Regions from separate parts of the Mus musculus genome. Here region 2 is linked to region 1. A link is a loop called in an ENCODE intact Hi-C map of the cell type or tissue named here. Cell type or tissue: heart. All regions are shown on one strand. Each heading gives the region's core, and the rest is flanking DNA. Links, peaks and the distances in the headings are about the cores only. Region 1 overlaps Nbl1 (NBL1, DAN family BMP antagonist). Region 2 overlaps Capzb (capping protein (actin filament) muscle Z-line, beta).

Evidence for each region. A loop is a pair of places that touch in the nucleus more often than their neighbours do. Peaks named below come from ENCODE experiments on the same cell type or tissue, not always from the same donor. Only the 100,000 strongest peaks of a DNase experiment are listed, where the experiment ranks them.
Region 2: it touches region 1 in a loop (3-fold over the local background); 7 of 42 quality-filtered maps call a loop at or near these places.

The regions. Positions count from the first base shown.
Region 1 is chr4:139,083,918-139,088,302 of GRCm38, forward strand. It overlaps Nbl1 (NBL1, DAN family BMP antagonist), which reads right to left. Exons shown (of 4, transcript NM_008675.2): 2 at 1,537-1,731; 3 at 1,324-1,435. The coding sequence starts at 1,703. Among named protein-coding and RNA genes, the nearest start is that of Nbl1, 6.9 kb to the right of the region's middle. In heart, for the core only: a CTCF peak has its summit at 2,314 (motif pointing right); DNase peaks (open chromatin) are centred at 1,592 and 2,354; H3K27me3 peaks cover 2,401 bases.
Region 2 is chr4:139,230,847-139,235,231 of GRCm38, forward strand. All of the region lies in intron 1 of Capzb (capping protein (actin filament) muscle Z-line, beta), which reads left to right. Among named protein-coding and RNA genes, the nearest start is that of Capzb, 40 kb to the left of the region's middle. In heart, for the core only: a CTCF peak has its summit at 2,177 (motif pointing left); DNase peaks (open chromatin) are centred at 1,039, 1,829 and 2,155; H3K27ac peaks cover 2,206 bases.

The DNA.
Region 1 (4,385 bases), core at 284-4,283:
CCATTACAGACGGTTGTGAGCCACCATGTGGTTGCTGGGAATTGAACTTAGCACCTCTGGAAGAGCAGCCAGTGCTCTTAACCACTGAGCCATCTCTCCAGCCCCCTCTCTCATCTTCTTACACACAGCCCTACCCCTCCTACCCATTCCCCCGGGCATAGGAGTGGGTGTAAATTCTCTCTCTCTCTCTCTCTCTCTCTCTCTCTCTCTCTCTCTCTCTCTCTCTCTCTCTCTCTCTCTCTCCCTCTCTCTCTCTCTCTCTCTCTCTCACACACACACACACACACACACACACACGCACACACACACACTGTGCTCTTCTCAGGTCTTCAGGACCTTCAGGCTGGTCCTGGCTGACCTCACCATGCCAGACCCTGGTGCACCAACAGTAACTCTAACTGCCTGATCTGCCCCCAGAGACTTGGCTGATGTCCTTCCTTCTTCATAGAAAGTTCTGGCTCAACCCATCCTCCCACTGATTCCAAACTCTGCACAATTAACTTCTGGGCAACTTTTGGGTCTGAGCTCCATCCCAAGCTCCCGACACAGTGAGGCTTACTTTATAGCAACCCCCTTAGCACCCCAACTCTTGCCTTGTAGAGTTGTTTCCAACTGTCTTCCTCCCTCCCCCTCCTTTCTTCTACAGAGCATCTACTCCATGACCGCGGGCACAGGTGCAGGTGGGGCACAGGTGCAGGTGGGGCACAGGTGTAGGTGGAGCTCAGGTGTCTGATATGTTGGGAAAACTGTTCATGTGACAACTGCCCAAAGCAAAGGCACACAGGGCTTGAGAGCCTATGGCACAACTTGACTGGGTCAGAGGGTTTGAAAGAGTGCCCTGAGGAAATAATACTTGAGCCAAGAGCCACGAACCAGTAGAAGTTAACTAGCTGAAGAAAGGGGGAAGGTGGAGGGGTGGCAGTTCAGAGCAAAGCAAAGATCATATGCAAAGATCCTGGGGTGGAAAGAACAGAGCAGGTAAAAGGGCTAATGTGAGGTGAGTTTGGTACGTGTTAAGCTGTTGAAGAGGTGGCAGGTTCTAAGATAATGCCAGGAAACTGGTGAGCCCAACCAATAGGGCTGAGTGGGGCAGAGAAAGGCATAGATTCTGGTAACAGTGTGTGGAGACTGAAGAACTGTGATGTCTGTGACATGGGTGGAGCCTCAGACGTATCTAGAATCTTCTACAGGTTGGTGTCAGACTGAAAAGCCCTGGAGCAAGGACCCCATGCGTATCCCCAGCAGTAGAACTCTGCAGCCTGCACGCACGGTAAGTATCCAAGTCCTGCTGCTACAGTTCGGGGATTGGGCAGCTGTACTCACAATCTCCCACATGGACTGGGCCGGCATGCAGGAGTCACAGTGCACCAGGGACTCTGTGGACTGCGGGAAGGTGTTGGGGACGCTGTAACTGAAGCATTGTCCTAGGCACGCCCTGTGGGAGGAGATGTCACTGAGCCCCGATCTCCAGGGATGGGAAGTCTTCAAGGCTCCCTCGGTCCCTGTCCTCACCCTCCTCCTCCCTGCAGAGCCCACCTGTTCTGGATAGACTTGGCCTCACAGCCGCTGTGGCCCACAATCTGCGTGATGTTCTTGGCTTCACACCAGGCACTCTTGTCCGGAAACAGGGCCAGCTTGTTGATAGGTGGCGGGGCAGCCAGCAACATGACAGGGAGGACGGCCCCCACCAGGACCCAAAGCATTGTGCCCGTCACCTCCGGAGCCCTGGAACTAAACACAGGTGGCAGGTGAGGTGCAGTATAGCCTCGGAGGTTAGGTGCTCAGGAGCAGAGGTGCCTTCCAAACATGGACTCTGATCCCAAGAGTCAAAGTCAGATCTGCACATGTAGCCCAGGCTGACCTTCAATTAAGTCTGTACCCAAGGATGATTTTGCACTCCTAATTCTCCTGATCCCACCTACCCTATGGCCAGCTCCAAATACACCTCAGACCTCTCTAAACGTCAGAAGCAGCTATATGTAGCATCGCACCTGCCAGCGCTGGGGAGACTGAACGGTCCTCAGTAGGATAGTTACTAATGTCAGACTGGGAATGCCCCTCAGTGGTACAGTGTCTGCCTAGCTTGCACGACGGCTCTGGATCGAATCCCTCAAATTATAAACCCGAAGTAATCCTTTGATTACAGCCTTAGAGACGGCTGGCTATTGTCCATGCCTCCTAAAAAGACATCGATACTCAACTCTATACCACTCAGATATGTTTCTTCTTATGATTCTCCACCAGGGTGTAGCACACATCATTATCCCCAGACTATTTACAGAGTTCTCTGCTTCAGGAGTAAAACACTAAATTTCCCAGTCAGCCACTAGATGGCGCTGCAGGACAGAAGTCTGTGTTTAAAGGAAACACTCAGAGGGGGACTTCTGCCACCTTCCCCAACTTTATCTTCTGTAGGCTTCACCCAATCCCCTACCCCACCCCACACACACCTCAGAAATAGTGGACGGGGGAGTTCAGAGAGACCTATACCAAGGAAAGTGCTTCCAAAGGCTCCATCCCCCTGACCCCTCTGAGACAGGACACTGAAGAAAGGGATGGATCTGTCTGTCTAGTGCTTTGTGACCCTCCATCTTCAAGTCTCAGTTCCTCTCTACCTGTCCTCCACCTGTAAAATAAATGGCACTTTCACACCTGATAGTGTCTCAGAATTCCCTGGGGACTTACAGTGTGAAAGCTGCCAGCTGCGATAAGATTCACGCTTTCCCAGGGTGGTTCGGATAGACTCAGCCAGGGACTATACCCAGCTCAGTTGGGAACTGTGTCTTAGTTCAGTCCCCAGAGGGGCCTGGATGCGCTTGCCTGTGGGGCAGAGGAGCAGGGATGTATTCCTCTAGTCCTCTGTAAGCCAGGTACCAGGAGTGGGGAAGCAGGTATTTTGAAAAGTATCTATGGAGGGGACAGTGAGAATCCAGGGGCACTGAGGGAGTGGAACCCCAATAAGTTTCTGCTGTGATCTGCACAATCCAAACTCACCAACAAGATCTACAGCAAACCTATATTCTTAGAGCAAGCACACCCTAAAGGAACTGACTGGACTCCTTAACTGCAACTCAACAGCATCAGCCTCCTGCTCCCGATAGAGCCCCTGCATCCCCCTCCTCCCACTCCCAGGAACTAACCTGAGCCAATGTATGACCTTGGCCTTCTAAAGCGGTCCAGAACCCATAGAAAAAGACCAGAACTCCAGGGCCCTCCCTGTGCGGGGCTAGCCTCTCTAGGCATCAGAAAGTCCCTGCTGTGTCACCTGACTCTGTGACACTTTCTTGCTCATGACAGGCAGGAAGTGAGTAAGACCCAGGTAGGAAGGGAAGCAAAAGTCTCAGTAGGAGTTAGGTTTGAGGTTTGAGCTGAGTCTCAACAGCAGTCAAGATGGATTTGGGAGTCTGACTTGGACCCAGAACTCGGAGAGGGTGAGGCTTAAGGCTGCCACAACATGGGGACTGGCTAAAGTGAAGATCAGCCTGGAGGTTGACCACAAAGCTACCTGGAGACAGGATAAGGGGACATTTGCAGTGTCCCTGGCCCAGAGAGCAGTCTCTGTTGTTAGAGCTGGCAGAAGTTAAGGAGAAACGAGTCTTCCTTTTCAGATGGCCCATGGGGAACTAGGATTAGCCATACCCTTCAGAAGAGTGGTATGCCCCAACCCACCACACCCTGACCAGGGCCTGGCAGCAGAACACTGGGATCACCCTTGACCTCCCCAGGACAGCAGCCAGAACACCAGTAGACCAGCCCGCTGTCCCTGGAGTTCTCAGTGTTCAGATTCTGCAGCCTAAGAGCTGTGTGGCTGTAAGAAAGACTTCATCTCTCACAGCCTACTTCCCTGTGTAAAGGAGAAACACTGCTCCTTCCCAGAGCTGGCATGTTCCTAGGACAGTACCCAGCATCCAGCACCCATTATACAATACCCAACATTCAACACCCAGCAGCCAGCATCTAACACCCAGCACCCAGCATTCAACATCCAATACCCAGGACCCAGCATCTAGCACCCAGTATCCAATACCCAACATCCAACTCCCAGCATTCAGCACCTAGTATCCAACACTCAGCATCCAGCACCCAGTATCCAACACTCAGCATCCAGCACCCAGTATCCAACATCCAGCACTCAGCACCCAGCACCCATTCAGTAACCAGCATCCAGCACCCACCACCACCCTCACTTTCCAGGACCATGAGTAAAGCTGGGCAATGTGGGAAGGAAGGCAAAATTTGCCATTAGGAAAGCCCCTCCTCTACCGCTCACACCCTACCCAGAGACCATGGTGCCCTCCACCTGCCTACCACCGCATCTTCTGTTCATTTCACTTGTTTATGTTCTCAACCAGCAACTCAGTGGCTCGTGTCTGTCTACACAGTGG
Region 2 (4,385 bases), core at 127-4,126, 150 kb after region 1:
TGTTGGTTAGTGGTCTTGGGCGTGGAGGCCAGTCTGTCTCAGTGTCACAGTGCTCTGGCTCCAGGCCAAGAGGCCTGAGTTTCCTGACTGCCTTCACTCACCTGTGAAGCCGGCACCCTTTCCCCAGGACATGAGCCTGAGTGCTCAGTGCTCCTCAGTGCTCAGTACTCCTCAGTGCTCAGTGCTCAGCAGCAGAGGCAACGCTACTTACTTCCCTTTTCTTTTGGAATTGGTTTGCTCATTGAGTTGGCCTTTTTTGTTTTGTTTTGTTTTGAATTTTAAGACAAAGTTTCTCTGTGTCCTGGAACTCACTCTGTAGACCAGGCTGTCTTGGAACTCATGGAGTGTTTCTGCCTCCTGGAGATGCCGGAAACCTGTTCCTTTCAGAGAACTCTGCCTTTCCACCAGCCTCACAGAGTGAATTCCAGGCTCCACGGAGAAATGACCCTGAGTTTTGCAGGTGGGAGCTGACGCTGCAGACAGACGCACAGCTGAGGGTGACTCGCTCGGAGGCTTTGGTTCCCACGGGCTGTGTCAGGGAAAGTCAGTCCATCCATCTATGGTGGCTAGAGAGCTAGACAGGAGCTGCGTGCAGGTTGCTAAGTTTCCTCTGGGAGAAGCACATGGAAATTCCCACTGTTGGGTCACATGTCTAGGCATCATGGGACTCTTCTAAGCCTGTCACATTGGTGTGGTTTTGATAACCTCAGGTGGGTTTGGAGACATCAGGAAATAGGGAGATGGTTCAAGTAGTTGGCTGTTCTCAGCTGCAACCTCTGTGGGACATTGGATGAGAAGGCATCAGAGAGCAGGCTGCAAGGTGCTCCGGGAGGACCTCTTGACAGCACCTGTGGACTTAGTCTGTCCTTGTCCTTCTGTCCCTCATCTCACTGCAGCGTTAGGGAACCATTGCCCGATGGCACACAGTAAGGGGGTTGTGTGCAGCAGATGTTGGCTTTCAAGTCTATCCTCCTTAGTTGATGCAGAGTGACTTGGCACCTGAAGTGACACCCCTGCTTCCTAGAGACCGTTGGCAGCCCACATGGAAAGCCTGTGTCAAGTTAGACAGGAACCAGGAAGAATGGGCCCTGGACTGCCCAGAGCGTGTCCTGGCAGAGAAGCCATGTCCTTATGCCTCGCTAAGAGTTCTGCAGTGTGAGAAGGAGGCACTGTCAAAATGGCATTGCTTCTGCATCATGCTGCTTGCTTTAAAGGGTTCGTTCTTTCTAGAGCCAAGGTAAAGCAGGGAATTATTTCTTGCACATGAGGTGGCAGGCCATTCAGGGACCTGAGCTCCTTTCTTCCTGAGAGATTACCATCTTCTAGAGACATCTGCATGATCCAAGACAGTGCTAAATGGTTCCTGGTGTGTCACATGATGTTGATTTAGTCTGTTTCAAAAGATGTCACTGACCCATCCATGACAAGTTTCAGGGACCTTCTGCCCAAGTAGATGTTGTTTTGTTTCCTCAGTAGATTTTCCATGGAAACAAATGCCACCCTGAGGATTCACTGTGTCTGGGCCACTGTCATCAGTGTGCCTCCCAGGGACAGTTATTCAGTAGAAAAATCACTTTTCATTTTATTCAACCAAAATGCGCGTTTTTCCTGAGTGACCTGACATGGAGGCTGGGTTTGCCCTTCATTCTCTCCCAAATAGCCCCCAGCACAAACTGTTCTGTGTTCCAAGGCAAAAAACAGATTCTGCTAAACAATGCTTGTTGGGTCACAAGACCATCCTGGAGGCCAGTCCTGGTCAAGTGGGACACCACAAGTCTGTGGTGAGTCAGCCCAGCCTCCAGGCGCCAGCAGCTCACCCTGTGCAGTCTGAAGTGAGTATTCACTAAACCCCTCTGGAATGTAAACTAGCTCTGCGGGCTCTGTTTATATGCAGATGCCACCAGAGTCCAGATCTGCCCAACCAGTCAGGAGAACCAGGCCCCACTTCCGCCTGGAAGTCCTAGTAGTGTGGGCTCCTGGTTCTCCCTGGAGTTAGATACACCATGTTTCAAAGGATGCCCAGACTGCATGCACTCTGAGCTTTTCAACTCCCCTCCTGTCTGTTCTGCCCATTAACTACTGACTCTGCAGCCTTCTGAGCATGCCCGAGAAGGTCCCTTGATGGTCTCTTCTGCCCAAGGCTCATCTAGTGAGACTGCCCCCCAGTGGTCATTGCAAGAAACTGTGTGCTACTGCCATCCAACAAGGTTACCCAAGATTCCCTAGTGTCTCCAAAGTTCCTCCAGAGTGGCTTCTGTGGTCATCGGCTTAGGGACACCCTGGCCCGGCTTGGGGACACCCTGGCCAGGCCATTCTGACTCAGGGGCATGTATTGGTGTCGTCAGCGGAAGCCAGACGTACTGCCAGGGCTTAGGGGCCTATCTGTCTTAGAAGGTCTGAGCTGCTTTTCCTGTGGAGAGAAGCTGCCAGTCTCATCTATCCTCAGAAGTCACTCAAGGTCAGGCTTGCTGTAGGATTGCCAAAGTAGTCACAAGACGTACCCCACTTCTGAGAAGAAAGGGCTGTGGACACATGTGAGTCCAGTGGCAGAGAGAGACTGACCAGGCGTGCTGGATAGGGCAGAGTGCCGAGTTAGGGCTGGCTTTGGGAAATCAGTCTCCTGTGATACAGGTCGGTGCCATCCCTCTGAGCTCTTCCTACACAGGGCAGTGGATTTTACAGAGTCCAGAGAAGACAGCACACAACCACATGCCTTCCCCCTGACAAGAGACAAGAGCCACAGTGATGGGGTGATGGGGCTCTAAGCCTGGTCCACGCTAAGTGAGCTGCCTGTGAGTACCGGTCACTCATTACAAGGCCCAGTCACCTCCTACTCGAGACCAGCGCTCATCCCATCTCTGTGCTGTGCTGGCCCTCAAGGCGCAGCATACGGTCTCATCATCAGCCCTTCTCTTCCTTTTAGACTGTGGAGGTGCACTGTGACCCTGCAGGGCCCCTAAGGGATGCCTCAGGTACAGACTCACACACACACACACACACACACACACACACACTCACATGTCCCTGGGAGTCCTTTGGCTATAGTAGTCCTCTGAGCTTTCTGTCCAGCTTTATCATTGCTGGGGGAGTGTGTGTGTGCAGTGTACAGCGGGGGCTTATCACAGGCCAGCGTGTGCCTGGCTCTTGGTGTGCCTGCCTTGCTCGGGAACTGATGGTGTTTACTTTGCTCATGATTTCCCCAGGAACTTTGTCTCTGTATTTAGCAGGGCAGGTTGGGCTGTGTGCAGAAGACTGGATGACACTCGGGCCCTTGTACTCTCTCCTGTGGCATTTGGTTTGCCTCTTAGTTCTCACTTAGTGGACAGTATTTTACTTGTTGCCAGGTGATTTAGGCACTTTTGTGACTTTTTTAAAGTTATGGGGAAGCTAGCAGAAGCCACCCCTCCTGCCTTGGCTGATGGACTTCAGAAGCCAGCACCCGTATCCTTTCATGCCCTCCGCTCTTGTCCCACTGCGGTTTTTTTCCTAATTGATTTTAATTTTTTTTCCCCTGCACTGTAAGCTCTGTAAAGACCAGGGACTTTGTATTCACTATTGAGCATCAAAAACAGAGCTGGTTACCTAGGCAACAATAAATAATTTTTGAATGACTAATTGAATGGGCAGAGAGCTGTGGAAGGTGCGGTGGAATGGCCTTTCTTTGGCTACTTAATTTTCATCCCATCCCATGACCACCAGTGTGGTGGGAGGGAAAGTCCAGAAAGCTGGCTTTCTGAAGGAGGGCACTTGCAAGAAGCCATTTTAGTCAAGGGCTTACAGTTTGCAGAATAAGAAGTAATTTTGGGGAAGGGCAGCCTAAGAAGATGGGTACAGGACCAAAGGTAAACTGCTGTGTCCCTGTCATGTGTTCATGCCTCAGGCCAAGTTCAGGGCCTGGCCCAAGGTTGGCACTCCATGCCCAGTTATTGACTAGTGAATCCAGAAGGGTGGTTTTATAGATAAGCAGGGCAGAGGGACCCAGCTATGCATCTGCTCTTCAGGGGAGGAAGGAAGTGTCCATTTAGGAAGCATCTCCGAGGGTATACAGGCCACAACCAGGCACAGATTGAAGTCTCACAGACATCTAGCCACAGGAAAGACCTCCTCCTCTGCTGCACCCCGTCTTCACTTGCTCCTGTGGTCTTTCTTCCTAGTGCTTTATTTATGGGGCTAGAGAGCTGGCTTAGCAATTAAGAGCACTTGTTGCTCTTCAGAAGACCTAGGTTCTAGTCCCAGAACCTGCAAGGTGACTTACAACTATCTGTAACTCCAGTTCTATGGGATCTGATGCCCTCTTCTGGCATTCATTGGCACCAGGCATGGACATAGACATACATGCAGGCAATATATTCATACACATAAAATAAATATGTATGTGTGTGTGT